Regions from separate parts of the Mus musculus genome. Here region 2 is linked to region 1. The links are chromatin loops, found by intact Hi-C in ENCODE. Cell type or tissue: left cerebral cortex. All regions are shown on one strand. Each heading gives the region's core, and the rest is flanking DNA. Links, peaks and the distances in the headings are about the cores only.

Evidence for each region. A loop is a pair of places that touch in the nucleus more often than their neighbours do. Peaks named below come from ENCODE experiments on the same cell type or tissue, not always from the same donor. Only the 100,000 strongest peaks of a DNase experiment are listed, where the experiment ranks them.
Region 2: a loop joins it to region 1, with 2.7 times the contacts of the local background. A loop is called at or near these places in 2 of 42 quality-filtered maps.

What each region holds. Positions count from the first base shown.
Region 1 is chr9:34,405,229-34,420,776 of GRCm38, forward strand. No RefSeq gene overlaps it. Among named protein-coding and RNA genes, the nearest start is that of Kirrel3, 76 kb to the right of the region's middle. In left cerebral cortex, for the core only: no CTCF peak of the experiment used is centred there; DNase peaks (open chromatin) are centred at 6,743, 7,412 and 7,647; H3K27ac peaks cover 1,617 bases.
Region 2 is chr9:33,814,511-33,830,058 of GRCm38, forward strand. No RefSeq gene overlaps it. Among named protein-coding and RNA genes, the nearest start is that of Gm25439, 95 kb to the right of the region's middle. In left cerebral cortex, for the core only: no CTCF peak of the experiment used is centred there; DNase peaks (open chromatin) are centred at 8,266 and 11,823; H3K27ac peaks cover 72 bases.

The sequences.
Region 1 (15,548 bases), core at 2,642-10,641:
ACAGGGGACAGAACCCATTCAGAGACTTACTACCCACGGCTGTGCGCCTGTTCTGTTGTGGCAAATATTTATTTAAATCAACACTAGAGGGGGTTGGCTGCTGGTGTGTGAACTCAAAGGTGTCTGGGGATTGGTAAGTCCCAGTGCTGTGTATTCCACAGGTGACTCATGCCTGTGTTTGCTGACAGCTATGTTTCTTTTGTCCTGAAGATAGCCAGTAGAATCAACCTGAAGTCTTGGTGTGTGAAGATGCCCTACCCTCATTCCAGGCATCCCAGTTTCAAAGTACAATAGCATAGGAGTCCCTCCGGATTTCCCAGGGAGAGAATACAGTTATTTACTTATTGGATTTATTAAAAATGCACCCATTACCTGAATGCCTTTAGGCAACAGCACAAAAATATACTTTTGAAAAAATGAGAATTCAATTAAGCAGAGATGCATAGCCACCTCCAGCAAGTAGGCCAGCAAAGAAGTCCCCTCAGAATGGATGGGAGCCCAAACAAAAGATGTCCTGGCCTGCACATCAGAGCACCAGGCTCTCCTAAGCCAAGAAGAGAGGAGCTGGGGAGTTTGAACTGCAACCACCTGGTTCTGTTCTGTTCCAGTCCAGCCCAGACTTCCAAAAGTGGCTCTCAGATTGGACATTGAGTCTATGATGATGATAGGAAATAGGGCAGGGTCTCAGGTAGCAGAGACAGAAACATCCAAGTAGGGACTTTTGAGATACTTTTAATTAGCTGTCGTGTGTGCTATTTTGACTTCGTGCTCAGCTACAATCTGTAACGGTTTTATGAGTCGGCTGAGCCTGTTTCCTGCAAAAATCTTATGAGACAGGCAGTGATTTTTCTAAAACTCAAATCTCATGATGTCACTCCCTACTAAGAATATCCATCGTTCTCTATTGCTTTAGAATGCAGAGCCCCCACCCCCTTGTGAAATCTTGAGGTCAGTCCCTTGGCTATTTCTCCTTGTATCCCTCAACTCATCCCTGCTCAATCACATACAACAATCTGCAGGTCCTCAAACTATGATGACCTAATCCTAGTCTTCCAAAGATGTCTTATGTTTAGGTATCTGAAGTACCATTCAACATAAGGCCTGCTGCCGCTGGGAAACTACTGTAGATCACCAAGTCACAGAGACCTCTCATCCCAGTAGACTTCTCTGCTCTTCCATTCAGAGACAAGTGAGAGTTTCCAAATGCTTAAGAACCCAACCACACTCTATTACAACCCTGTGCTGACATGTCTGTCTCTTTGACCAAATGTATGGACTCAAAACAGAGCCCTGTAACAAAAATGCCAGAGCAAAGTCATAACACAGGCTCCTTGAGGTCCAGCTCTTCCACAAAATGGAGCTTGTAATCAGACCTGTCCTGTTAATTTTATTTAAAGATTTGAGAGGTACAATAAGATCATACATGGAAACATCCCAGCTCACTAACTCCTGCCAGGTCCCTGACCATTGTTAATTGAACTAAGGGAAAATGACATGACAGATTTACTTGACATTTTATAAGGAAAAGCCTAAGACCAAAAACAAAGTCACTTGCTCAGGGTTACCCTTTAGGAAAGAAATGGCTAGCCCCATGATCCTCTAACCTTCAGTGCCTTCGAGAGTTCTGGAGATGAGAGACCTCACTCTCTAGTTGATCTCTATTCAGATCACCCAGGGCAAAGTGACTTCCTTTACAGAAAAATCAGACTTCTGGGTCCTTCTGGCTTTCTCGGTCTTGATCTCCTATGGAAGTGATTCCCAGATAAAGTCAAAAGATAGAGACAGTTTTTGTTTGGGAAGCAAAATGGTATGTTGAAGTAAACAACAGACAGGAAGTTTTTAACAGCATAGTAACAAGGTGCTGTCCAGCCAGTTTTCTGACTCCCTCCCCGCCCCCGCCCCCAACCCTGGTTAAAGCTTTGGGGATAAATCATCTTGCTAGCTCATCTGTCTCTAGACGTCTGTGCCACATGAGAAATCAACAATCGCACCCTAGAGTAAATGCGGTGGTGAGTTGCCAGCTCTTCAGGAGCACACAGCTTTCCTTCTTGGCCTGTACTTTAATGTGATCTTGGTGCACTGCTGCTGTATCACTGGGTGAATGAGGTGAGAGTGCTGAGATCAGTTGTAGAGAGAAAGCACTCATGTCAAACAAAGTTGGTCCAAGCTTCCTCAGCCTCCCTTGCACACTTGGGAAGAAAGAGGCAGTCCTACATCAAAGCCTGTGGTTTCTCAACACCCTGATCAGATGTCAGCCTTGCTGCCCACGAGCTCTAGCCAGGCCCTTGTCCTAGAGTAGCAAGCCCAGCAGAGAACAGAGATTCTCCACCAGTGCCGCTGCAAGAAACAGACTTTAGCTGCCAGCCAATGATGCTACTAAGAGACCACTCTCCAGTGGGGATAGCAGCTGTGCTTGCATTAACTGTCTAGGGTAACCTGCCTTCCTCTGAGGCTCCAGCACACACTCAGCCCCAGAGCTCAGCTCAGAGAAGGCTTTGCTTTCAAGGAAAGAAGCGATGTTTACCATGGATCATGCTACTGGGAAACTGAGACTTGCTTGGCTCTGCTGCAGCTGTGGGCATGACTGCCATAAACTCCTGAGCAGATTGGTAAATAACCCTCCCTGCTTAGCACACAGAAAGAATCAGAAAACAACCATAACAATGCCATCTCCACCACAGTCTACCCAGGAACCCAGGAGAAAGCCCCAGGGACCAATTCATCAGAACCCGGGCTCCAATGATACTCAGTGGGCTTCATCCCCATCACTCTTACCATCCATAAAATGGAGCACCTAACTCGAGAACTTGCTGTGGAAAGCATATAGATCAACAAACAGTATCTGTTACCCAGTAAGCTGTGCACATGCTTCTGCTGATAGTTTCATCCTGTCAACCTCATGAACATGTGTGGGGTGTGAACATGTTTGGGGCACCTACAAAATGCCCGGAACTACCAGGTCACCAACCATCCCAAGTGGCTGAAAAATTGCTTCCTTCTCACCCTGGAGGAGCATTTATCTTTTGGGGCAGAATCCTCAAGTGTATGGGGACTTTCTCCTCCATAGCATAGAAAATTGCCCTAGATCGGGTACAGACAGCTATCTCTCAAATCCCCGCCTTCCAATGTGCGAGGCCAGAAATTCGGTGACTACTTCTGCCTGAAAAAGGAGGTGATGGGTCCTCCTTGCAGCCTCTGAGATTCTTGGTGTCAAAGCTGGCTCCTAAGACTGAGAGACTTTCCCTTTTTATTTCTGCCCTATTATGTCCCCTGAGAAGCTGTTTCTAGCCAGGCTCATTTGCTCACATAGCCATTCCAGTCCAAGTCAACCCCCAAACCAGACTTTCATCAAAGTTATCCTTGTCTGGGATGAAAGTACACTGAGAGCATAATCCCATCACCTCCCTCGCCCTCCCCAGATTGGTACCCCATAAGACCTTGCTGCCAAGTGGAAAATAAGAGTCTGTCTCCCTCTGTCTTCCTCTGGCCGCCTTTCATCAGATTCATGAACATTCATTCAGCATCCTCCAGGAAAAGACTCCGGAGTGGAGGGTGCAGCATGGCCGTGGCAAAGTCCAGGCTCCTCCAGGGAATGGGTCCTAATCACTCGTCATTCAGCAGATATTGAGTACATAGTGTTTGCCTGGCACCGGGGGTAAAAAGAATAATAGGAAGTATCTCTTCATCCAACAAGCTCGTGATCCTGCAGGGAGACAAATGTAGATAGCTTACAATACAGTTGGATGAGCTTGATAATAGAAATATGCAGCCGGTGGCTCCTCACTGTGGGTAATTTGTTTAAAATGTTATTCCACTGCTGACAACCTTTTCATCCTCAACAATTGCCACTTCATCTTCTCATCTATTCTCAGGCAATTCCATGGTTATTCCAGGATGATCAGTTCCCTCACCTGCTGTGCCCTTCCTCTTGTTCTTTGTCCTATTACAAACTCCTATTCATCCCTCAAAACCCTTTCATGCATTCCTAGTCTCCACTGCTTTTTCTGGTTTTCATATCTCTACTTTTACACATACTGTTCTATACTTGAGAATGTATTTCTTGCTGCAGTGTGGTGGTATGCATCTTTAATCCTAGCACTAAGGAAGCAAAGGCAGGACAATCTCTATGAGTTCCAGGCCAGCCTTGTCTACACAGTGAGTTCATGCTAGCCAAAGCTACATAGGCCTTGTCTCAAAAACAGACAAACAAAAGTGAATGGATTGTTTATGGTTCGTTATAGTGTCTTTTTAACCTGAAACATTCATTGAATTGAACTATGTGTAAAGACACACTAGCAAAAGTGTGCTGGTGTGCACCTGTAACCCTAACATTGGAGAGATGGAAGAAGGGGGATAAGAAACTGCAGGCCAGTTTAGACTATACAGGAACAATCTGGTGGTGCTGGTGCTGATGGTGTTGCTGGTGCTGCTGGTGCTGCTGGTGCTGCTGGTGCTGCTGGTGCTGCTGGTGCTGCTGGTGCTGCTGGTGCTGGTGATGCTGGTGGTAGTGTTGGAGGTGGAGGTGATTTTTTAAAGACAGCTGTAGGCCCCAGAGATAGATCCTCCATTCAGAGCGTCTACCACTTTTATAGGGGACCAGATTTCATTTCCCAGCCTCCGTGTCTGGGGGCTCACAACTCCAGGTGCAGGGGATTCTGATGCTATCTTCTGGCCTGAGAGTTCCTTTCATGGACATGCACAAACCCATAGGAAGACACACAAAATTAAAACCCAACCCAAACTCCTTTTAAAAACTATGAAAAAGAAAACGTGGTATTATGACCACCGAGCACTGTTCTGACCATTTCTGTGGGGCAGGCAGCATCTGTGCAAAGTGCTCCACACCCGTTTCTCAGGCTTTCATTTAAACAGCATGGAAGACACGAAGTGTCACGGATGGCTTGTCTAGGAAGTGACACCTGTCCCAAGATTTCATTCAGTGAATTAATACTTTCCCTAGACTGTATGGATGTCTGTCTCTGCCTGCCTCTTTAAACACACAGGCATGCACACACGCGCGCGCACACACACACACACACACACACACACACACATACACACACACACTCACACTCATAAACCATCACAGAACCCCACTGACAATTTGTAGTCCTTGGTAGTCTGATGTAGAAGCTCTCTTATGAATCATCACAGTTACCCCCCATGTCCACAAAAGCATTTCGATCTAGCGTGACTGTTGACGTGCTTGTGTCTTTTCTTAGGCTGTGAATTCCATCAAGTCAGGAATGTTTCACTCATGTTTTTCTTTTGTTCCAAGTCACTATCATGGCACCTATAGAACAGCAAGTATTTGATGAACACATATGATAATTGAAGGAAGGAAACAAAGAAAGGAGAAAGGGATGGAGAAAGAGAGAAGAGAAAAGAAAGATGGAGACCAGGGGTAGGGTGAAGAGATGCTAGAAGCAAGGGAAGAGAGAAGAAAAGCAGAGAAGAAAGCTATTATGTGTTCTAAGCCAGGTAGGTAATTTAGATAGCATATCTTCCTCATAAAACCTAAATGTTCTTTAGCCAGGCAAAAGAAGTACAGCTAGATCAGGGAGACTTAACCTTCTACTTGCTGTGTATCCAGCACCCTGGCTTCATGGCCTGTTGTTGAATGCTTTGTACACACAACTGTCTGCAACTAGTCACACTGGCCTCCTGTGCTCTGTTTTATCAAATAGCTTCAGACAGGACCCACAGAAACTCTGGAAACATTGATTTAATCAGATCTCTCATCTCAGCTTTCTGCCATGTACCCTACTAGGGACATGGTCTCTGTCCTCTCTGAGCTAGTGCCTATAAAACAGGCGACAGCAGCTCCATCTTCATGCATCCTACAACTCAACTCATTACATCCTCAGTCTATGTGCCCAAGCCAACAAAGCTCTAAATTAGGATCAAGGAAAGGGAAAGGCCAAACCCCAGAAATTGAGTTGGCTTATGACTTTGGCCTGAAAATTGGAGTGAATGAGGTTGGGGTGTGCAGAGAGTAAACAGAAAAATGTGTCCGCATCTTTTGCTGAATTGTATTTAATGACCATTTTATCTATGGCAAGAACCCTTTCTAGAAAAAAAAAAAAAGGTCTCGAGATGTATAGGAAGCTACCTAGAGTGTGAAACCTAGCAACCTCTACTCCCTCCCGATGCTAACTTGCTACCTTACTAAAAGACCCCATGGCAGGAGGGAGTGGCTCTATGACAAAACGCATCCTTCTTCTGAAACTCAAAAGAAGTGATGGATAGTGCTCAGTGTTCCCCGAGTAGGAGGGTACCAGCAGCAGGCCTTGGGAAAGCCTGTGTTCCCTCTGACATATACAGTGTAGTGGGTAGATCACTCTCTTCCTTCTCAGCTTCTCAGTGAGATAATTACCTAGGTCATTCCACTCACCAAAGGGCCCCACTGCCTTCTAGCTGGGAGACTTGCTAAACCTGAAGTGCAGGTCACAGTAGCCTAAGAGGAAACTCTGCTCCCTCTCTTTTGGTGAAAAAAGCCAGCACTCTTCCCACTCACAGCTCACTGCTCCCTTCTCCTCTCACTCTGTGACTTCTGTCACACCTGTGGCCATGAGGCCCCAGGAGAATATCTGCCTGTCACATCTTACATTGATGCCCTAAGTGTTCCCACCCACTAGGACTCCTTAGCCAGCAGGAAAGCGATTAGAACCTGTAATTTCTCATAGCGGTTAGCAGGTGACAGGCTCCCATAGCATGGCATCCATATGGCGTCACCCCTTCTGTTGAGCACAATTTTAGGGCAAGATTCATACCGCTTTTCTCTGTGCTCAAAATAGATGCCCAAAATTGGGATAGAATTTACATAAGTTGGCTGAAGAGACTGTGTTCAATTAAAAAGCTTTTGTTGCCAAGGAATTTTTTTTAGTTGATACATATGCTCCTTTATTGCAGTCCTCCAAGGAGGAGTGATTCTCTCTCTTTCTCTCTCTCTCTCTCTCTCTCTCTCTCACACACACACACACACACACACACACACACACACACACATCTACCTGCTCTGCAAGTTGAGTTAGCAGCCAGGAAGCCTCCTCCTCATATCCCACATGGAATTAACTGGAAGCTAAGGTGTCTGTCCTCTTGCCTAGCCTTGAAGTCGTGAAGTTTATCCTGAGTCTGTTCCTAGCCCAGCCCTGGAGAAGATGGACCGTCCCACTTTGCAATCAGCGTGAATTCAATGCAGTGTGTTTCTACTTGCCCAGATGCAAAAGCATGCATACAAAAACTACAAAATGTGTTGGGGGAAAATATTTGGGAAACAGAAAAATATAAAGGAAGGGAAAATTCATTGGTAATTTTACCGTTCCCAAAACTTTTAACATTTCTGAGTGCTTCTTCCCAGCCTTTGCTAAAGCTATGCATATTCACACAAATTTGGGATTGCAACATATAAACGCTTTCCATCTTGGCATTTCTGTTTAGCATTATATCATAACTCCCTGAGCATTTTTTTCTATATCAAGTACATTGCAGGAACATCATTTTTAATGACTGTACTATAAGGTATCTAACCCATACTCCACTTGAGATAGTCATTTGTTATTTTAGAATTTGTTGCTCTTTTTAGATAGATGTTGCTGCAATTAGCATTCTCCACTCTTCAACACGCCTCAGTGACTTCTTTAGGATCATTTTGCATGGGTTGTGAGTTGAGGTGCGTATTCCATAGACAAGCTGCCCTGAGATCTTCACAAGCTTTGGGAATGACTTATCTTATGATTAATGCATGCACTTTTTTATACAATGCCTGTTTAGCATCAGAAATGAAATCAGCGTTAAGGAACATAATTTGGTGGTGGAGTATTTTCCCAGGAAAAGTTAAACAACCCTGGCTCAGGCATCTGCTGTTTGTGGCTGCTTAGCATCCACCCGCCTTCTCTTCTTTGTGCGAGTCTACACCTGTTCTCTCTCCCTGGTTTAAGTAGGGGCTCATGACCTTTCAACAAAGGAGTAGCCAATCAGAGTCGTGACAAAGGCTCGGCTTTGAATTTGTGTCAGTATTTCTAAGAAAGGGAGCTCTCTTTCCTCTGAATATCTGAGCAAGTGGGATACAAACCGAGGGATGCTGAACACCACTTCTGCCCTCCATTGCAAAAAGCAACCTACCTAAGAATTGGAATCATGGTGGTGAGAAAACAGGCCTGAGAGACAAGTTTGGGTGAGTTCATTGCAACATTTACAAACTCTGATCTGTGTAGACTTGAGGCTAGCAAATATACACCACTCCCCCTTAGGTTTGCTGTTGTCTGGCCTGAAGAGTCCACTGACATCATGTCACTTCAAGGCTAAGAGTCTGAACAAAGGGCCTCAAAACCTGTGTCCCCCGCAAGCAAGTATACAAGTGTGTATAGACAAACTAAACTGTTGCATACTACATCCTGCTAGTAAATTCTGTGCTGAAATCTATAGGTCCTGACTTTGAGGCACTTAGATCCCAGAAGGGAAAGGGGAAAAAACACACAACACTGTGAGACACAACATGGGAGCTAAGAACTAATAGAATGTTGGTCCCATCTGCCTTTTTGAAAAGGAACAGGACTAGCTTCACTAGTGGGGGGACTTAATTTGAACTTAACTCCACAGTGGAGTTAGAGGTTGAAGGATAGCTTGCCAGCCACACAGCCTGAGCCAAAGGGCAGAAGCTGAGAGCATTTTGGCAGGTCAGGGTGAGTACAGAGAGTCCCATGAAATGTGTCAACAAGACTAATGGAGGAGAAGCCAACTGTAACCTGTGGAACTATAATTATGCGGTTCTTGTTGTCCTGAATCACATCTTGCAAAGCTGCATCCAGCAACCATCTCACCTCCTGAAGTAAAAGCTTCCTGAGGTTGGACACAAGCTCCGTACTTCAAGCTTTTAGCATTTTACCCTGTCTCCTTTGGTTGTTTTCAAATACTTTAATTGACCAATCTCACCTTGAGGCTAATTGCAGTGTTGGACTGAACAGGACCTAACAGTCACTGAGAAACAACTTCTTTACCTGGCATTGGCACCTTAACTTTGGAAACAGGACAGTCAAGCATGCCACACCAATAGTTTGAAACCACTAAATGGCTCCCCAGCTCTCATTATCGGCCACCTTTTGTTTCCCCGGAAGACATTGCTTACCCACCTTGCAAGACTGGATGTGTACCTGTTGCCAAATTTTCAGTCCCCAGAACAAGCTACCACCCCTTGACCCAGCCTTCTCCTGACCTTATTAGATATCCCTACTGCAGCTAAAATAAACTCTCAGTGCAAAGCTGGGTTCTCTGGGTAGGATTCTCTGGCTCAGCATTCCCCAGCTAGTCCTGATCAACAGAACCATCCAGGAAATATACAAACTACTGGGTCATTCTCCCAGAAATCCTGATTTAACAGATGTGGAGCCTGCCGCAGAAATCCGTGTTAAAGCAAACACCTGAAGTCATAGTTTGAGTCAACAGTTATCCTGGCTGGAGTGTGTTAATTACCCACAATCATAAGCAACCATTTCCCACGAGGAACAATAACTCCATCAAGCAGAAAGACCACCATCAAGGGAATTGAGTATCTTAGACATGAATACTTGCCAGCTGGGTGACTTTGAACAAATTATATAACCTCCTTGAAGTCATACTTCTGCCTTTGTGAAATGAGGGAGACATTGCTTGCCTCTTTCCCTCTGAGGAATCCAATTAGATGGTGCGTGTAAAAGAGTATCTACTGGAGGAATGTTCAGTGTGCCATCTTGGCTGCAAGCAAAAGCCATGCAATAATGTGCTCAGTGGAGGGATTGGCCTTGTGACACTTGCCAGAAATTTGTAAATATTAGCACCACACACCCCCCTCTACTATAGCATGCCTCTCCTGCCTTGTGCCAATATACCAAAGCTGGAAGGTCACTTTAATAAACAGCAATTAGCATTTATCAAATGCTTACTCTACATGATTCAGGATTAATTATTCAGACCCATTAATTTAATCCTCATAACAACTCTCCAGACTCAGTATTATTTGTTTTGCCATTTTGTGGGGTGGGGTGGGGTGGAGGGGCAGGGGACTGAGATACAGGAAAAGCATAAATAAATTAACCCAATCAAGATGTAAAGGAGGTTTGGTTAAATAACCAAAAATGGGTCTCAGTTAGCTTTGTACCTCAAAGTTTGTCAACAGCCCACAAGACACCCCATGGCTATTCGAAGTCCCTATAGTAATAATAGGTCATCGAAGGCCTCCAGCTGTTTATTTCTTTACCTTGGAAGAATGCAACAGTTTCCTATTGGCCATCTCATTGTGGCTATTGCCTTCCATGAACTTCTGCCTTATCCTGTATATCTCTTCATGGTTACTATAGAAATTAAAGCCAGGTGCCATAATAGCAGACATTTCATCTCTGAGGCCTCAAGTTAAAAGCTCTCAGTGAACTGCCTAATCTTTACCCATTCATGTATTTTAGAATAAGCCCAGTTGTATTCAAAAAAGCACACATTAGGTACCTTGGTCAGGTCTACACCTGATTATTACACATCTGTGTTACCTCCCCAGCCCCTAAAGAGACTGGAGCTTGCTTTGTAACTCCAATGTCACCCTTTCCATGAGTAAAGAGAGCCTAGGCCAATGAGGTGGATTCGCCCCAAGTCCAAAGCAAATAAATGGCAGAGCCCTCTCAGATCCTACACAGTAGAGTGACACTCAAGTCAGAGCTCTTTGAAGCCACCATGAGGGACACCATAGCAACCCCAAAAACATGACAAGAAGGAGAGTGTGAAGAGATCCAGGGACAGGGAGTCTTCTCCAATCAGACCCCTTTCTGCTCAAAGACCTGCCCAGCACCCGGCAGTGGCCCTGCTCATAGCCCACCATGCCCATCACCATTGCTCAACACAGCCACTGAAAAGTCTACGTACACGAGAGAGGCCAGACTGTAAGTGCAATTGTGGTGTTTTAATGGGAGGCAGCCCAGAGGAATGCTAAAGACAGCTGCTTTCTCTTTGGCCTGGGAAGGAAGAAAGGGGGAGAAGAAGCACACAAAAACCATGCCTCCTGGTCTGTACTCAGGTTGCTGCCTCGGAGTGCCTCGGAGCTCTGAAGAACTTTTAATAGAAATCTGCAGAATGAAATGGGCTACAGCTGTTTGCCTTGATAAATATATTTTATGCTACATGCCTCAGCCGCCATCTGTTTGCTGATACGAGCACTTCTTCGTGGCAACTAAGGAGAAGTCGTGAAAAGGCATGGCGGGAGAGAGCTTAAGAGCAGGTAGAGGGCTCTGGAGGGCAGGGCCCTGGATTGTGTGCAGGCTGAAAGGGGCCAGCCAGAGGACAAAGAAGATGCAGGCGGGTGCAGAATAGGGAGGCTCACTGCACAAGTCAGATAACCCGCCTGCCTAGGAAACCCTGCACACCTCTCCTCAAGTTTTTTGGGGTTTGTGGTATTTTGTTGGTGGTGGTTTGGTTTGGTTTGTTTAGGTTTGGTTTGTTTTGGGTCTTGTTTTTGTTTGTTTGTTTGTTTGTTTGTTTTTGTATGCTTAGACAACCACTCCGCTTCAGGCTTTCTCTGGCCTCTACAGTTTAAGACAAAGTAAGGATCCAGATTGCATTGGTGTCCACACCCCAGCCAGCACTGTCCAGCAAGCATGCCCCAGGGCCTAACCAGAAGAAGATGCCCACTTACTTTAGTCCAGGCTGCTTCCCTACACTGGTCACAGTGTTTGCTCACTCATCGTCAACTCCTTTGATGTGGCCTGAGTGCACAATGGACACGGAGATGCTCTGTGGCTGGTAGACCTACAGGCAATGAGACTTAGCCTTGGGCCAAAGCAATTATCTTCAGTGCCTAAGAGTTGTTGCTGAACAATGTGGTCATGGAACTTCCCAACCTTACCAGTTAGAGAAGTAGTCTTCACTTGCTTAAGGTGGATATAGCTGGGGAAGATGTACCCATTGTTATGGAGTGGATGCCCAATAGGAACATGCATTAGAAATTGGTCCCTACTGTGATAGTTTTGAGAAGTAGTAAAACCCTTAAGAGGTGGGCTCTACTTGGTGACAAGCAGGTTGATGGGAAAACCCTTTCCAAACAGAATGATAGAGATGTCAGAAAATCAAAGTTTCTGTGATGGTCAATCATTAACGACAATGAAAAAGGTGGATGTGGCCCCAAATTCTCCATATTTCCTGTTATTTTCCCACAACACCATCAGCCATGTTATGATGGGACCAGAAGACCCTCACCATAACTAAGCATACACCAGAATCATGCTCTTGACTCTAGACCTATGAACCAAGCCATTTTGCTTCAGAAAGTGTCTAACCACTGGCATTGCATTATTATAACAATAGAAAATAGAATAAGACCCTCATTCCAAGAAGCTACAATAATTTTGTGAATGGAAACATCAACCATCATACCAAGAAAATACTGTTTGCCACAGAAGCCAGCCTCCTCAGGGAATGGCTCAGGTACTCAAAGACTTCTGCTGATTCCAGAGTCTGTGTGAATTAATCTTGCTGCCTTCCCCAGGGAAAAATGTGAGAGACTTGTGTGATTCACCAATGTCCTGAATGGACCCTATTTTCTGACATCCCATGGGCATAGCTCCATCCTTTCGCCTCCTACCTTCATCTCTCCTACCATGTCACTTTGAAAACGCATCCTTCCTGGAAATGCATAAAGCAGGACAGATCCCAGAAAGCACTGCATGGGAGAAAAGGAATCTGCACTGCCCGCCCCCCACCCCCCCCCCCCCCCCGCCCAAGAGCTGTTGCATCCATGGGAAAGGAGACTGTAGCTGTGACTGGTCCTTTTGGCATCACAAGGGCTGCCTTTATTCCAGCACCTCCTTCCACATCCTAATTGAACTGTGAGCCTCCACAATGGCTGGGTAGGCAGAGTTACAATAAGGGGAGTCAGAAAGAAGCACACCTTCCCAATACTCTTGGCCAAGATGAGAAAATGAACACCGTGAACACACCAAGGCCTAAGAACAGCTATGGGGCTAAAATAACCACATGCTTCGAAGGACTAATGAGTCAGAAGCAAACTGACCAAGCACCTGCTGCTCAGTGCCACCTCCTCCCAAGGATGCCAGTTGGGTGACGGCTGGTGCCATACTTCGAGATGCTCTGACAGAAGGCACTGAATCATTGAGTTCCGAGGATTGTCCAAGGAACCAAGTGCTTTTGAGCAGCATCAGAACTGCTGGCTGCCACTCAGAGCAGAGCATGCCGCCGGCTCCGCTGGAGCCCCAGCCCTGGAATTAAGTAAGTGTTTCCATGGCACTTGATGCTTTACAATTATCCTTCCTAGCACAAGTGCCCCCAGTAGAAGTGGCAGGACAACCGTAAATGTGTCTGTTTTCCCTTCTGCTTGCTATCGTTTGAGGCAGATGCCCTGGGTCCCCATACACCTTGAGAGCCTAGAGTCTCTCCCTATTGAAAAGGTCCACACTCCCCCTTTCTGTCACTCTCCCATCCACATTTCCAGGCCCGTTCAGCAACAAACTCCATCTGTTCATCCACTTATTCACTCAGCAAACACGTGTTGAGCACTGACTGTGTGCATTACTTTTGGCACCAAGATATAGCAGAGACAAAAACGGAAACAAAGATCTCCCTCCTCATGGGACTGGAGTGAGGCAAGGAGTTAGATAAGCAGACAAATATTTAATGCTATAAATAAAAGCGGAGCTGAATGACTGGCAGGGAGTAAATAGTGAATGTGATTATAGATCTAGAAGACAGAAGGTCTTACCTGAACATGAGTCTGAGTGGAATGAATTGTCATGTTGGCCATGCAAAGGCCCTGAGGTGGGATCATAGTGCATGTGGAGAAACAGCAAGTCCAACTGGGACCAGCAAGAACCAGGGAGGGAGAGTGTTGCTATGGCAACATGCAATCAGAAGGCAGACTGGTCCCTCTTCCTGAACACCTGCAATAGACATGTGTCAGGTGGCTCATTTGACCTTGTTCAGCAGCTGCTCTGTAGTGTCCCCATCAGATGTGCTTGTGGATTGTCATCCCAAGCTCTTGGAGGCTCTCAGATTTTCTTCCAATGTGTGTGGCTCCTGAGCCCGTGGTCCGCCACTCATCCTTATGCCCTATCATCCTAGTTGATTTCCATTGTCTCCTTGAAGCCAAGTATGAGGCTGATCCTTCCCTCATCCACACTATGGTCTGGTAAACCATCCATGTCCTCAGAAATTCTTGCTTTATCTTCAGCTGATGGCCCAGAGATCAGGTCAGTCTTACTTGGTGATCTGTCTTTGAGGAAGGAATATATTTATTCCACACACATTGGTCTAGTCATTTAGCATTCTCTAAATTTTTCTCTGTCTGTCTGTCTGCTGTGTCAGTCAGATGGTCTGTCTGTCTGTCTGTCTGTCTGTCTGTCTCTCTTTGCTGGGAACAGTATACTATGATATGGATGGCATCTGGGACCCTGAGAAGCAGGAGACACATCCCTCCAGGGAACCTCCTGACACCAGAAATAAGGAGCTGCCCACAGCCTGGATCCCAGCACTCTCTCTCTCTCTCTCTCTCTCTCTCTCTCTCTCTCTCTCTCTCTCTCTCTCTCTCTCTCTCTGTGTGTGTGTGTGTGTGTGTGTGTGTGTGTTTGTGCCCCTACAGAGCATGCAAGTGGCAAGTGCATGTGAAGGCTGGCCTACTTTATTGTTATTCAATAGTCATCCTCTTGATTTTGAGAGTCACTCACTGTGACCCAGAGCTCACCAATTTGTCTAGACCTGGTGACCACTGAGCCTCAAGAATCTTCCTGTCTCCACCTCCCCAAAGCTAAAATAAGCCTGTGCTACCATGCACAGCTTTTCACATAGGTGCTGGAGACTAAGCTCAAGTCCTTGTGCTTGTGGAGCAGGCCATTTACCAACTGACCATCTTCCTAGCCATTAATTTATCTTTCTAAAAGAGTTGTACTCTATCCCATGCTAGACATTGACATGGAAGCTAAGGATAGACTAAGATATCAAATCTGTGGGCAGAGGGTTGTGATATGGGGAGCAAAGGGCACACAAAAGCACAAAGCAATGACTGACTCTTGATGGATAAGATGAGGCTTTCCAGTGGATGCTGCCATTGCCAGTGGGCACTGAAGTATATGTAGGAGTTTATTAAAGACAAAACAGAGACAACAGAAGAGTAATGTTTCTCACCTTGGGAAGATTTGATCAACACAAGACATTGGTCAATGTGCAGAGATGCTCTGGCTGATGTGAGCATGGGCAAGAGAGTACCGACTTCCAGTAGACAAAGGTCAAAGGTGGCATCCAACATCTTATGATGTACAGGATGCACACTATGTACAAAGGCATCACATTGTACCTGGGGTTGGCAGATCCAGAGACCCCTAGCAGTGCTGGTGTGGAATAGAGGAAATGAAGGCAAAGGGGCAGCAGAGGCTGTGGACTCCAGCAGCCAGGAAGGTTGCTCTCAGACACAGAGCCAATTAGAGGATGCTCAGGTAGGCAGAAATAACAGCTGGCAATTGCTAAGCCTCTGCTCTGCTCGGGGCTGTCGATTTATGTAACCTCCAGAGAGAGGGAGGGAGGGA
Region 2 (15,548 bases), core at 4,449-12,448, 590 kb before region 1:
GCATCTTGTGTCTCTTCAGGATATCCTTCATACAGACTGCAATAGTCACACTGTTCCAAATTATGTTGAATAGCTGACTTGAACGGGGGATTGATTGTTGTAAGTATTAAATGAGAGACAAGCCAAGAGAGTATTTGTGTAAATCACAAATGTTTAAATGTCTCTTTAGAACAACTCTGTGCTCATAGAAATTGGCTGATTGGATCTTCCTGTTATTTTCCTGTGATAGCCTTCAGTTCATACAGAAAATCTAACTCTCTCATACATCTGGCAGTGTGTGTGTGTATGTGTGTAGAAAATTTAAAAATAATGAGTGCTCACAATTCGTTTCTGAGAAGCTGTTAATCCTCACAGATGTTCGATGCAGCTTTTCTTTAGCAATGAGTGGCGCTCATCACCAGATCTCAAGGGTTAGTTTAATATTTAACCCCCAGCAACATTTTCAATGCCGCTGACTTCGACAGATTTACAGTGTCTCAAATATAAAAGCCTGTACAGAGAGCTTGAAATTTATCCTGTTGGTGCATTTGATAAAGATTACATAAAAGAGAATGTAAATCCAGCCTTCACTGCAGTCCTTTCTGTAGCAATGTGCTAAGAGTCTCCTGGTACCATGGACATTTTACAGCATGTCTCTGCATATAAGTCACTAGACCTTCCAACATCACTCCCTGGGGATGTTGTTTTCCTTCTGAACTAAGAAAAGAGAGAAATGGAGTCATTAATTAACTTATACCACCATATTTGTCAAATATTTACCAAGCATATTCTAAGATAAGCCTATGAGTTAAATGTTTTTAGTTCATCTTAAGAAACAGTGAAATGATAGAAATGGAAAATATTATACTGGATAAGGGGACCCAGAAGGACAAACTACATGTGCCTCCCACCCCCACCCCTGGTTATCAGTCAGAGATATCTTCTGGGCTAAGGATGGAGGAATGTGTCCATTTCTCCTCTCAGGACTGAGACTTTATTTTGTTCAGACCCGTGCAGACCCTGTACATGCTGCCCCAGCCTCAGTGGGTCAGTCCTGCTGTGTCTAGAAGGCCTTGTTTGCTTGGTGTCCCCCATCCTTGCTCAGTCTTAAAATCTTTCCATCTTATCTTCACTAGACTCCCAGATCCCTGAAGGAAGGGGTTTTGATGTAGACATCTCATTTAAGACAAAGTATTCCAAGGTCTCTCATTCTCTGCACATTGTACAGTTATAGGTCTCCATGTTTGTTCCAGACTCCTGAAGGAGAAAGTTTCTCTGATGATGGCACTTATCTGTGAGCATAACAGAAGGGCATTAGGAACCATTTTATTGCTACATTTACTTAGCAGAATGCTAGCATTTGATTTTTCCCTAGGCTCATAGCCTATTTAGTCTCAAGTCTTTGCCATTGAAGTGTGTCAGAGATGGATTTCATCTCATGGAGTGTATATACATATATACACACAAGTAATATTATAAGGATAGAGCAGGTTGTATTTATGTTTTAAGGAATATAAACACACACACATCTGTGCATGTACACACATATGTTGGTCTGCATGCGTGGACATATGTTAGAACAATAAAAAGAAGACATAAATTTGAAAGAGAGCAGGAGGGCTTGGACAGAGAAAGGGGAAGTGAAATGATGTCATATAATGTAATCTAAAATTTAAAACTTACTTTTAATAAAATCATTGGAACAGAGAGGGAAGGATAAAAATTGTATAGAGTACTTGTGTACAATGTTCTCAAAAAATCATTTAAAAATAAATTTAAATAATGAAATGAGGCTGAGGAGGGAGATGGATTAATGGGTAAAGAAAAAAAAATTCTGTTGGAAATGTAAACATCCGACCTACAGGTCGGCATGGGAGACCTCAGACATAATTTCAGTGTTCCCACAGTGATGCAAGAACCAGAGACAGGAGGATTTCTGGAATCTTATAAAACAGATAGTGTGACATATACACTATGGCAAATACCAAAGAGATCTTGTCTTAAAAAAGATAGGATGCAAAGACTGACCCCTTTGGTTGTCTTTACCACATGTGTGCCTGCATACACACACACACACACACACACACACACACACACACACACACACGCACACACACATGCACATGTGGGCATACACACACACATGCACATGTGTACATACACACACACACAAACACACACACATACGCATGCACATGTGGGCATACACACACACATGCACATGCACATATGTACATACACACACACATGCACATGTGGGCATACACACACATGCACATATTTACATACACACACACACTATACAAGAACTCACTATACATGAGAAGACGTTTGTATTGTAAAACCACCCTGGGAAGAATTTTACATGTGAGCCTCAATTTCTCTCTAAAATGGAACTGCAGTGGGAGGTCAGTTAGACAGTCCACAGAGCTTGAATATTTTTCTTTGCAGTTTGCTGCTCACATTTAAGATCTCAATAATCTTACCTTGTCCCTGAACTCTTTGGATTTCTTCCACAGGAAAAGGAAAAAGTGGTACCATCTTATAGCTATCTGGGGTTTTAATGAACTAAAGCTCTACCATTTTTGTTGCCTATGATACAAGAAAGCATTATTTGCCATCATTATTGTAACTATTAATAGCATATTTGGAAACACACACACACTACTCATGATCACACTGAGTAGTTTTGAACAGTGATTTGGGGTTTGATTGGCATGGAGAGAGAACAAGGCATGACTTGAAATAAAAGACACACTTGAACGCTAAGCCACCACTGCAGGGACTCAGATGGTGTCAGCAGGGAAACTGAACAGTATTTAATTGCAATAACATCAAGGACCTTTGATGGTCGACTAGGAGAGTACAGTTAATATGGCAGACATCCAGGTACCTCTGGTGCATTCTCACCGAAAACTACTGTTGTTAGACATCTAGAAGTTTGCAAAATGATTCGTGCAAAATTACACTTGTGGTTTTCATTTTCTTCTCAATTTCCAATGAAATTAGGAATGTTTTTATGTATAGATTTTATATATAGATTGTCAGTATCTTTATAACTTGTCATAGTTGTTTGCTTATGGTAAGGCCCAATAAGCATTTACAAATTATTTCATTTCATTATTTTATGTGTATTGTTATTTTCTTTATTTATTAGGTATCTTCTTCATTTACATTTCCAGTGCTATCCCAAAAGTCCCCCATACCCCCCATGCCCACCTCCCCACTCCCCTACCCACCCCTATTGTTATTTTCTCTGCCTGGATATATGTGTGCAATATGTGTTTGGAGACAGCGGAGGCCAGAAGAGGCCATTAGATCCCCTGAAACTGGAATTACAGATGTTTGTGAGCCACTGTGTGGATGTCAGGAATCAAACCTGGGTCCTCTGGAAGAACAGTGAGCACTTTTAATTACTAAGTCACCTTTCTACACATACTCACTATTAATAAGCAGCTATTGACTAACTTAGTAAGTATATGAGTCCTAGATTTGTTCCTAATCCACAACATCAAAAGCCCTTCTATTTGTCACATGCAGAAACACTGTCTATACTCCTTAAGCCAATGTGTCAGAGAGAGACTCTCAGACCCAGTGCTATAACAAGGGCCTACAGGTGAAGCTATGGTAAAGAGAATTCAGCCATTCATATGGAAGTCATCATAAATCATCATGCGACAGAAGTTCTCACTGAAGTTGTAGTAATCAGCCCTCCTTTTTTTTTTTTTTTTTTTTCTGGTTCAAGAGTCATAGGATGTTCACACTGATTGAGGTTTGAACCTAGTGGTTCTAGAGTCCCAATTTCATGTTCAGAAAAAAAAATCTTAAAAATTAGAGGCAATCTGAAAACTAAAATTTGGCTAAATGCTAAACAATCAGTTAGAGGTGTAACCTGACACTGTTGATTTCTAATATTTAGAAAATGGAGGAATGTTCTATTTCTCCTACCAGCCCAGAATGGAATGCTCACAGGAAGGTAACCTGAAAGTCAGTACTGAGGCAGCATTCTGCTCAAACGGAAAGCCTCAAACAGCCTCATATTCCCATCAAGTGTGCATTTAAGGCTTAAAATTATACTGACGATTTCAGATCAGCTAATGCTTCTCTAAACATTTTACTTAATGATCTACTTGTCTCTTGCCTCTCTTCTTCCATTTCTTCTTTGCTACAAGTTTAATTAACCGACTGGGGAGAACCCAGTGCATTAGAAGGGAGCTTTAAATATGGGAATATATCAGCCTATACAAAACCTTCCCCAAATGAAATTTCATAGTGTAGCTTATTTGAATGATTTTAAATTATTTGAGGACATTTGCAAAACTAATCATCGTATTTCATATTGAATTATCATTTTAAAATTTGTTTATATATATATATATATAGTGTGTGTGTGTGTGTGTGTGTGCATGCATGTGCGTGTGGGTGCACGCATGTGCATACATGTGAGCAGTGAGTGTGTGTGTGTCTGCAGTGGCCAGAAGAGTGTGGAGGACTCCCTGAAGCTACAGTTAGAGCGAGTTGAGAACCCTGATGTAAATGCTGGCAACCAGACTCTGGTCCTCTGCTGGAACAGAAAATGGTCTTGGCCACTGAGTTATCTTTACCACCTCCAAATTGAATTATTTTTAAAAGAATTTTATTTTGTTCTGACATATGCTTTCCTCTGTATAAGAACATAAGTTAATCAGTGTGCGATTTCATTCTAATTCACCTTGTGCCACAGCAAAAACGATGCATTTTCTCTTGGGATGACCGCCTGTGGTCTAGGGAACCTTAAGTCTTTTTCAAGAGGGAAGGGATTGCTTCATAACCACCATTACTTCAAGGTCAGCAGTTGGTGAATGTTATATAAGGTTTTCCATTGCCTCCACCTATCAATTTAATGGTCTACAGAGTAGGTGATCAATAAATATTTAATAAATGCCCAGTAACCACAATGTCAACCTCATCTGGAAGATCTTAAAGGCCAAAAGGAGATGTAGGAGTGAGAAAAGTTTAGACACGCAAGATGTGGAAGTCTGCTTTACTGGTTATGTCACTGTATATAATCACCACGTCCTTCCTGGGACTCACACCTGAACATCTGCAGACTAGGTGGCCAAAAAGAGAGGCAGTAAGGCAGAATGTGGCATATGAAGTTGATGCAGTTGATGGGATGGCTCAGCAAGTAAGAACACTCATTGCACAACCTTAATGACCCGCTTTCAATCCCTGAATCCCACAGTGGGAGAGAACTCTTAAACATCCTCTGAATTCCACACATACTCTGTGTCATGTAGGTGTCTATGCGCATGCACACACACATACACACACACACACACACACACACACACATACACACACAAACACATACACACACAAACACACACACACACACCATGCTCATGCCCACACACAATGATGATAATCATAATAATAGCAACAACAATAATAATAATACATTAAATTCATAGAAAAGGATTAAGAGATGTGCCTGACTAGGGGAGGTGGTTTGGTATGCTGATCAAATGCTGAGAAGACAGACCTCATGGGTGGGTACCTAAAACTTCTATGGAGGTTCATTTGAAGAGATGTGCTTTGTGATTTGCTGGGATTCAGATTAATTTAATTGAAGTAAATATTTGTCTTCTCTGAACAAATTTACTTTTCTGTTCATGTTGCCTTCCTGGAACCTTGTGAGGAACAATTTTCTTCTAACTGAAACATTCCATTAGGAGGAAATTTCATTAATATGTGGAAAGTAAGCAACTCAGAAGTCTCAGGAAGTCCTTGAAACTTACAAGATTCACATGATCATTCCCTTTTTCAAGGTTATTCAAGCAGTAAGTATTGCTGAAAAGAAGAAATTCTCCAATTTGAGGAACTTCCACCCAATCATGCTGACAGTGCTAGTGTTCTTAAACTCATGTTCACTGATGAACTTCACTAACTTGAAGTCCTCCCTGCTCCTATAAGCAACTGCTACCTTACACACTTGTATCTAATCCCAGCAAACTCATTAGTTCACCAAAATGAGCTTTGTGGTTATCAAAACCTTGGCTTATTGCTAGTTCTCAATCTGCAGTAAGTAGACATTTGCTTATATCCTTTCAGGCATACATCACACAACAAGACCCTGGAAACTAGACTGAAGAGTTCTCATTTAATCCCCATACGATCAATCTAAACATGAACTGAATTCATAGAGCATCTTCACCCACCATAGGGTCCGCAAAATATTTTCTCAGTTTCTATTCGTTGACACATAATAGTCACATGTCAGGATGTGAGGGCAATAAACTCAGGTAGATTATGGCACTTCATTTTAAACTCAGAGTTCTTTATAATCAAATTCTCTAGCATTCTATCCCCCAGTTGGTTCATAGTTTCTGTGACCTTAGAACCATAAATCCTGGTAAAGCAAATATACCACTCGGAATATAATTTCACTGCTGATAGGGCTTGGTCTCTTACTAGGTAACCAGAATCAATGGACTACACACATAACACATCCATTGTACGCCCAACATTCAGAAGCTCATGAATAAGGATGACTTTAACTAATAAAATATGCTTGTGATATATTTTTATTAATTTGATTAGAATTAGTTTCAGATATATTTTCAAATAAGGGTAATAGAATATTTTTAATTCTAGATACCACCTTCAAATTAAGATTTCTATATTATACCCTAGGAAATGACCACAGAATTCACAATCAGATGAAATAAGACACCAAGAATGGTTGAAAAACCCTTAAGAGTAGATGAATAAATTATTTAAGGAAGATAAAACCAACATTCTGAAAGAATAGCAAGAGCTCAGGAGAGGAGAATCCAAGCAGGAAGGGACCTCACTGCTATTCCAGTGTGGTGAGCCTCCTTTGAGTTGTTTACTTTCACCTCTGAGGGAGTGTGGCCATGCCAGGCCCATGCCAATCATCATCAAGGGCTTGATGAAGTGCAAGGCAACAAAGATGAAAACTGTAAGAGCAACAGCCACCTACTTCTATGTCCAACAACTAAATAAGCCCTAGTTCTGTAGATTTACTTATCTGGAGAGTTACTTGTCATGGCTAAAATTCTCACAGTCATATGGGATATAAATGAAAACAATACAAAGCCTCCATAAGTCTATTTCTCATCAAAAAATATTTACATCTGAATATACACAAAATGAGCTGTGATATATATAAAAAGAACACATGAATCTATATAGCTATGCCATTTACATTTATAGACCCTATACAAAACAGGTATTTTAATCATTTTACACACAAAGAAAGAAAGGCTCCAGAATGATGTCTGATTTCAAGAACTCTGAAAAAGCCATCAGTATTATCAATCACACCCAGGCTACATGTCCTATTCTATGAAAAGAAGGAAGAGTAGATAAATTTCATAGTTAAACACAGAGGTATGCCTAGTAGAAATTTTGAAATGTAGAATTTTGTAAGGAAATTTTCTTTTGGTCTTTGTGCAAGACAGGGTGAATTCAAAGGGAATTCGTCATACCTTCATCTCATCTTCTCACCCCCCACAGGAAGCAACTTGTTCTGGAATGTGCTCCCTCCAAACCCACAAAGTACCTCCTCACCAAATCTCAAAAGTACTGGACTAAGTAACTATGGATTGAACCCTCTAATACTGAAAGCCAAGATAAACCTTTCCTCTTGATTAGAGTCAGGGGATGCTCTCATTTTTATGTGTGTAATCAAGGCATAGTCAGAATTATCCACAAGAATTGCATTGACCGTATACTTAAGTGATGGTGGGACTACTATGTACAAGGACTTATCCAATGATATGGAATATACATGACCTTCTATAGTGTCTGACAGTTGACAAATAATCATTACTATCTGACTGTGACTATTTGTATTACTGTTCATGATATAGGAAAGGTGGCTCATATAGTAACACTAAAGAAAATGTGTGAGGTACTCTGGGATGGAGGACAAAAAAAATCTTTTCAACTTGTAGATTTAGTGAGGATGACATGGAGAAAAAGTGGACACTAATTCGTACTAAGTTTCATGAGGACATGAAGACAACACACTGCAATTCGTGTGATAAGAATAGACTCCATTTCAGATTGAAAAGTGGCACAGCTTAAAAAAAAATAGAGACTGACTTTTCAAAAAAAAAAATTGAGGCAGCGTAGAGGATCTAGGAGATGAGAGAAATTGACACATTTATGGATGCTCTGTGACACAGCCTGTATTTAGCCCCTCTGCTGCCTTGTGCCAGTTGATTAAGGCTGGGAACATTTTCCCAAGTTGTGTGAGAGAAGTACAGCTGTCGTGTTCAGGAACTTGAGCGAGGAACGTATGCTTCCTGCCAAGCTTTCACTGGGTAAAAGCTCAAGGCTTCACAAAACAGAACGATTTTAAAAATGATTGGAAAGATTCATTCGCACTGACAGATGGAAAGTATCAGAGATTAAGGAAGTGTATCTGTGTATGCATGCACATATGTGTAAATGTGTGTGAGTTCACCCACACTCCCACACATGCATTTGCGAAGGGAGCTGTCAATAAGACTCATAAATTCAATTAAGCAGGTTGGGCTTCTCTGTTACCAATGTGTTTTCTCACAAACCAATTTCCTCTAATGAATAATAATTACGGCTATTTTCTTACCATCTTATATGTTTCAGGACAAGGATTTCCCATGGTTTTGGCAAACATAGTGTAAGGTTTGCAGAGCCTGTGTCAAATATTTATTTGCATCTGTGTGTGCATGCAGGAGCAAACACACATACATTCACACACACACACACACACACACACACACACATGCTACATGTGATTTGTCTCCATGGAGACAAGAAGAGTGATGGATTTTTTGGAGCAGGAGCTGGAAGCTGCCTGACATAGGTACTAAAACCTAACTCAAAGCCAGGCATGGTGGTTAACGCCTTTAATCCCAACACCCGGGAGGCAAAGGCAGGCTGATTTCTGAGTTCGAGGCCAGCCTGATCTAGAAAGTGAGTTCCAGGACAGCCAGGGCTATACAGAGAAACCCTGTCTCGAAAAAAAATTAATAAAAAAAAAAAAAGCCTAACTCAATCCCTCTGCAAGAACAGCAAGTACTCTTAACTACTGAGCCAGTTTTTTGTTTTAAATATTTCACACACACACACACACACACACACACACACACACAAAACACACACACACACACACACACACCAATTTGCCCTTCTCCCATTATAAACTCATAAAATGGAACACATTAAACCAAGGAAGGTGGAACTAGTTGGTGGTTCAAAATGATAGTCATGAATTTCCCATTTAAGTACAATAAACATGTTTTTTTTCTTTGTTTTGCTAGTCTTTGGATATTTTAATCTCACCTCCTATAGTGGGATGATTGGAACAGTCAAGGCAACTACAGCAACAGTCAAGCTGCTCTATGCTTGCCTGAATGCTGACCAATAGTCGAACATACCCCTGCACTCTTGTCTGTTTGCACAGGTAGAAGCAGCCAATATAGAGTTACAGGTCTGACATGACTACTATGATTGAGGACCCTTCCAAGGGAAAGGACTCACCTTATTGAAAATTTGGAACTAAGTCAGAGAACAGAATATTAGTGTTCCTGAAGTCAGAAACTGGAAGTACATGTGTGATCTTATCATCAATCACACTGGAATAAATTTTCTGGCAACCTGGTAGATGCTAGAGCATCAGTGACTGCATGTCAATGACAAGAGATGCAGTAGCTATTATCAGTCTAATAAAACTGTAAAGAGCTGCAATCAGACATGTTGGTGTTTATAGGCACCATCCTCTTGCCTATGAAGCAAAGCATAGCACCTGCATAGATGGGATTAGAACTGTCACTTTGGCTTCTCAAAAAGCTAATGAGAAGGAGAATACATTTATATGGCCTATGAAGAAGAGATATTTCAGATTCTAAAACTTGGACTTGATCCCACAATCCTAGGGAGAAAATATAGACATGAAAATCAAAGTGATTTATTGCTGTCAATGGAAGGTAAAATCCTCTATCTCTCTCAGCTCTGCAGCTGAAAGTTCCAGAGAGATTAGAAATAGCCAAACACAAGTTGACTGAGAGTTGCTAAAACTTAACCCATCAGTCCTCTGTGTGTGTGTGTGTGTACATATATATGCATGTATACACATATATGAGAGAGATAAAGGATAGAGATATGTAATTCAAGAAAGTGGTACATGAGAGGGGCCATAAAAAGAAGTGAAGGGAAAACAATATAATTAAATTTTATTTTATTTTTTGTAACTATATTTTAATTTGAAATAAATTTAAAGAGGCTCAACTTTCATTCTGTCCCTTTAAGAGGAGAGAAACCCAGTTCCTCTTGAATATAATTATTTGAAATATTTACAGTTCTTTTAAATATAACAATCAAGTATAGGGGCTATAGATACAGCAGTGAATAAGAGAATTTCTTTTGCACACACAAGAATGTGAGTTCAAATCCCCTCTTACCCATGTAAAAACTAGACACAGTTCTATGTGCCCAAAGGACAGCGTTTAGTGGGCATTTAGTGGGCATGACTCTTTATATATAAAGTGGTCATTGTGGATCAGTACATAGAATTTATCATTTTCATATGATCACCTGACTCATCGCAACTAGAAAAAATAAAATTAAGGTACCTTCTCAAGAAGTCACAGAAATATAGAAAACAATGAAGAAACCAAAGGAATTAACATCTCTCCAACACCCCTTGCTCTCTCTCAAATTCGTCAATCCTTTTTCTTTGTTTTACACTCACACACAAATGCATACATACACATGTACATGCACACACTTTTAAGTACATAAATGCAGCCTATTCCGTTCTTATACTGTTATCTATATACATATTATCTGAGGGCTGAATACTTAAGTATTAATCCATTGGAGATCCTTCCATGAAGAGGGCCTTCTTCTAATACCAGTATTCCCCACTCTCCCATAGTGATTTGTCTAGTGGTGAGGTCCTGTGAGATTTCCTCCTTCTGTGTTAGCACGTCGCTCATGTCATCACTCTAGCCTTGTTTAGGCAACTGTGACAATGAGCTTTCCTTAATATAGCCTTTTTGACATTTATAAGGGATATAACTTTTAGGAAACTTCCTATTCATCTGGCTCTATGATTCTTTCTGTTCCTTTTATGAAATGATCCCTGGTTCAGGACTTGTGTTAGATTTGTATCAATTGAGAACAAGTAACACATGCTTTCTTGCTTTCTGTATTTTGATCCGTTTTAGTTTTGTGCAATGATATATTTTTGTTGGAAAAGGTAGGTTCTTTGATGAGGTTAAGAAGTACACTTGTCTGTGGGTATAAAGATAAATATTTAGAATGTAAATTCATCTTCATTGCACATGTAAGAAATAGTTAACGAGCTGGATTCCTCTGACTAAACATTTCTGCTTCACAAAATATATCAAGATAGAAGACAAGTTTTAAACCAGCGAGAACATTTGCCCAAGACCCAGCTCATAGAGGAAAGTCCTCCAAAGTATACAGAGAAATTTCAAAATTCAACAATAAGAAGCCAAATAATCTAATTTTCAAATGGGCAAAAGACCTTCATAGGAATGGACACTTCAACAAAGAATATAATCATAGGATAAATAAACATGCAGAAGTTGCTTAACAGTCCATAAAGAAATAAATTTAAAATGTAAAGAACAAATGGTATTATATTCTCATTTATTTATAATTGAAACAATTCACCCCATGGGGTAAAAGAAGTTCCTACAACTTACTAGGCCAAGAAAAGCCAGAATGCTTTGAGATTCCTACGACTCCCTTCCAATATTATATAAGTAGCAGCAGTTGCTTAGGAGAAAGGATTCTCCCGCCAGCTGAGCAGTCTGCAAGAAGCACATGGTGTGCGAGGGTTGCTGCTTTCATGATTCCATGTGAAAGGCTGGATTTCCAAGTGATGTGGCTGTGTTGGGTCATCAAGGTCCTGCAAGAACAATATACACTTCGGTTCACTAGACTAGATTTGGTACAATAGTTTAATTGTTCTGTTGCTATTGTTGCTATGGTATTTATTCATGTGCCCCAGAATGTCAGACAACAGTGAGATAATGCTCTAAACCTTTTTAAATAGTCAAATTTCAGACACTGACAACACCAAGAATGTGGAATTAATAAATTCAAATAAACTCACAGCTGAGAAGAACACAAAATGGCTCAGTCACTTTGGAGCATAGTTGGACATTTTTGATAATTTCTCACAATATAAAAATACACTTAGTGTATGCTCCAGCAATTGTATTCTCTAGAATCCATTCACACAAAGAGCATGTCTACACAAAATCCCGTACCTGGATGGAAACAGTGGTTTTGTTCATAACTGCTGAAACTAAGATGCAACTAAGGTGAAATTCTATACAGGAATAGATAAGTAAAGAGGTAATCTAGACTCTGGGCTCTTATCCAGTGCTATAAAGAAATGAACTGTCATTTATGGAGGAAACTTTACCTATTACCAAGCAAAAGTAGCCTTTCTAGAAGGACTATGAGCTCCGACTGCATGTTTTCAATTATAAGGCATTGTAAGGACTGATGGTAGAAAGACAAGTGCTGTCAAGTATTAGTATGGATGACTAAATGGCTTTTTAAGAGGGATGACTAAGGCAAGCACAGAGACTTCCTGAACCAGTGAGACTATGAGTATTACAGTGGTAGGTGCATGCCATATTCCCTTAGATGTGCAGCACCAAGAGTGTTCCCTAATGCAGACTGTAGACTTTGATAATGTACACATAGGCATGGGTTAGATAATTGCTACAAATATAGTCACTATATAGCAGCACATGAGGCTAATGATGGCTAATAAGTGAATGACAAGGGGGAATATGTGACAATCTCTGCTTTTCTGAGCAAACTGTTTCTGAAAATTTCCACTAAAAACAATTGAAGTACCCTTGCTTACATGTGAGGTGAATGCTCTTCAACAAACACATTATAGAAGAGACAGGGATATAAGATGGAGAGAAAAGGTCAGAAAAAATATTTGAGGAAATACCGGTTAAAACTATGGACATTTCATGAAACACATTAACCTACACATCCAAGAAGCTAAAAATTCTCCCACAGGATAATTGCAAAGAGATTCACACCCACTCACACAAAATGATGAGAGCCAAGGAGAAAAAAGAACATCTTGTAGGCTGTAAGAGAGAAGTGACTCATTATACACAAGTGACTCCAACAAGAGTAACAGCTAACTTCTCATACACAAAGAGAAAGATTTTAAAAAAAAACGAAGAAAGAAAAACACAACACTGAACACATAAACCTTTCAACAAAGAACTTTATATTTGGAAAAACTATGTTCCTTGAAAAGAAAAGACAATCAGCATAGAATGGAGGTTCAGAAATTAAAAATGAAACTATCATATGATTAGCCCAAACTTGCCATATGATATCTATCCAAAGGAAGTGCAATCTGTGTTAAGATACATTTGCACTTCCATGTTTATGGCAGTGGTCTTCACAAGAACTACAAAATGAAAACAACCAATATGTCCCTAAGTGGATGAATGAATAAAGAATGTCTGCTATTTATATACAAAGAAATACTGCACAACCTTTAAAACGATAAAATCCTGTTATTGGTGACAGTATGACTCAGTCAAGAAATCATTTTAATTAATGAACTAAGACAAGCACAGAAAGGCAACACCATGTAATCTCATTAAACATGGAACTGAAACAAGTTGGTGGCTTAACTATGGTTATACAAGGTAAGGAAAAGCTCAGACAGGGGAAGGCTGGTAAGTATGTAGTATATTATGGACAGGAGAGATATTACTACTGTCCTAATGTGCTGTGAATACTGAAAATATCTAGTGTGTGTGTGTGTGTGTGTGTGTGTGTGTGTGTGTGTGTGTGTGTGTTACTGGACATTGAAATTATATTGAAGTCATGTGCATCCTGGACAGTGTCTCTATCTTAGATATGTGTCAGTCCCATGTGGATATTGACTATTTCCACCTAAAAGGTGTGATAAATGTCTGGAAGGCAGATATACTTACCCTCACATAAACATTGTATATGTGAATTTAAGCATCATTTAGGACTCCCACACATAAGCATAATTGTTATAGATTGGTTGGAAATTTAAAAATAAATACACTCTCAGATAAAAGTAAGATAAGCCACTGAGGACAGAACACCTTACTTGTTTTATGAAATGAAGTTCTTAAACATTGTAATGAATTATGTGGGATTGTAATTCAAATGCACAGGATAAGACAGAAAGGCCCAGTGAATGCAACTGTGCAGAGAATTAGTCAAGATAACAAAGCAGCTCATTTTTTTTTCTTCTAAACTTTGAGTGATTTACGAAGTTGTATAATGTATTGTTCTAGGTTGTTTGCCTTCTGTAAGGTACTCAGAAACAATGTTCTCAAAAGCAAGTGTTTTGTTCCCAAATCTAAGGAGGGGCATAGTGTCCACACTTCAGTCTTCATTCTCCTTGAGTTTCATGTGTTTAGCAAATTATATCTTATATCTTGGGTATCCTAGGTTTGGGGCTAATATCCACTTATCAGTGAATACATATTGTGTGAGTTTCTTTGTGAATGTGTTACCTCACTCAGGATGATGCCCTCCAGGTCCATCCATTTGGCTAGGAATTTCATAAATTCATTCTTTTTAATAGCTGAGTAGTACTCCATTGTGTAGATGTACCACATTTTCTGTATCCATTCCTCTGTTGAGGGGCATCTAGGTTCTTTCCAGCTTCTGGCTATTATAAATAAGGCTGCTATGAACATAGTGGAGCATGTGTCCTTCTTACCTGTTGGGGCATCTTCTGGATATATGCCCAGGAGAGGTATTGCTGGATCCTCCGGTAGTACTATGTCCAGTTTTCTGAGGAACCGCCAGACTGATTTCCAGAGTGGTTGTACAAGCCTGCACTCCCACCAACAATGGAAGGAGTTACAGAGACGGAAATGATGGACCATGTAGAGACTGCCATAGCCAGGGATCCACCCCATAATCAGCATCCAAACGCTGACACCATTGCATACACTAGCAAGATTTTATTGAAAGGACGCAGATGTACCTGTCTCTTGTGAGACTATGCCGGGGCCCAGCAAACACAGAAGTGGATGCTCACAGTCAGCTAATGGATGGATCATAGGGCTCCCAATGGAGGAGCTAGAGAAAGTAGCCAAGGAGCTAAAGGGATCTGCAACCCTATAGGTGGAACAACATTATGAGCTAACCAGTACCCCGGAGCTCTTGACTCTAGCTGCATATATATCAAAAGATGGCCTAGTCGGCCATCACTGGAAAGAGAGGCCCATTGGACTTGCAAACTTTATATGCCCCAGTACAGGGGAATACCAGGGCCAAAAAGGGGGAGTGGGTGGGCAGGGGAGTGGGGGTGGGTGGATATGGGGGACTTTTGGTATAGCATTGGAAATGTAAATGAGTTAAATACCTAATAAAAAATGGAAAAAAAAAAAAAAGCAAGTGTTAAGTATTCAAGGAAGAGGCTGGGCAGTGGTGGCTCATGCCTTTAATCCCAGCACTTGGGAGGCAGAGGCAGGTGGATCTCTGAATTCCAGGCCAGCCTGGTC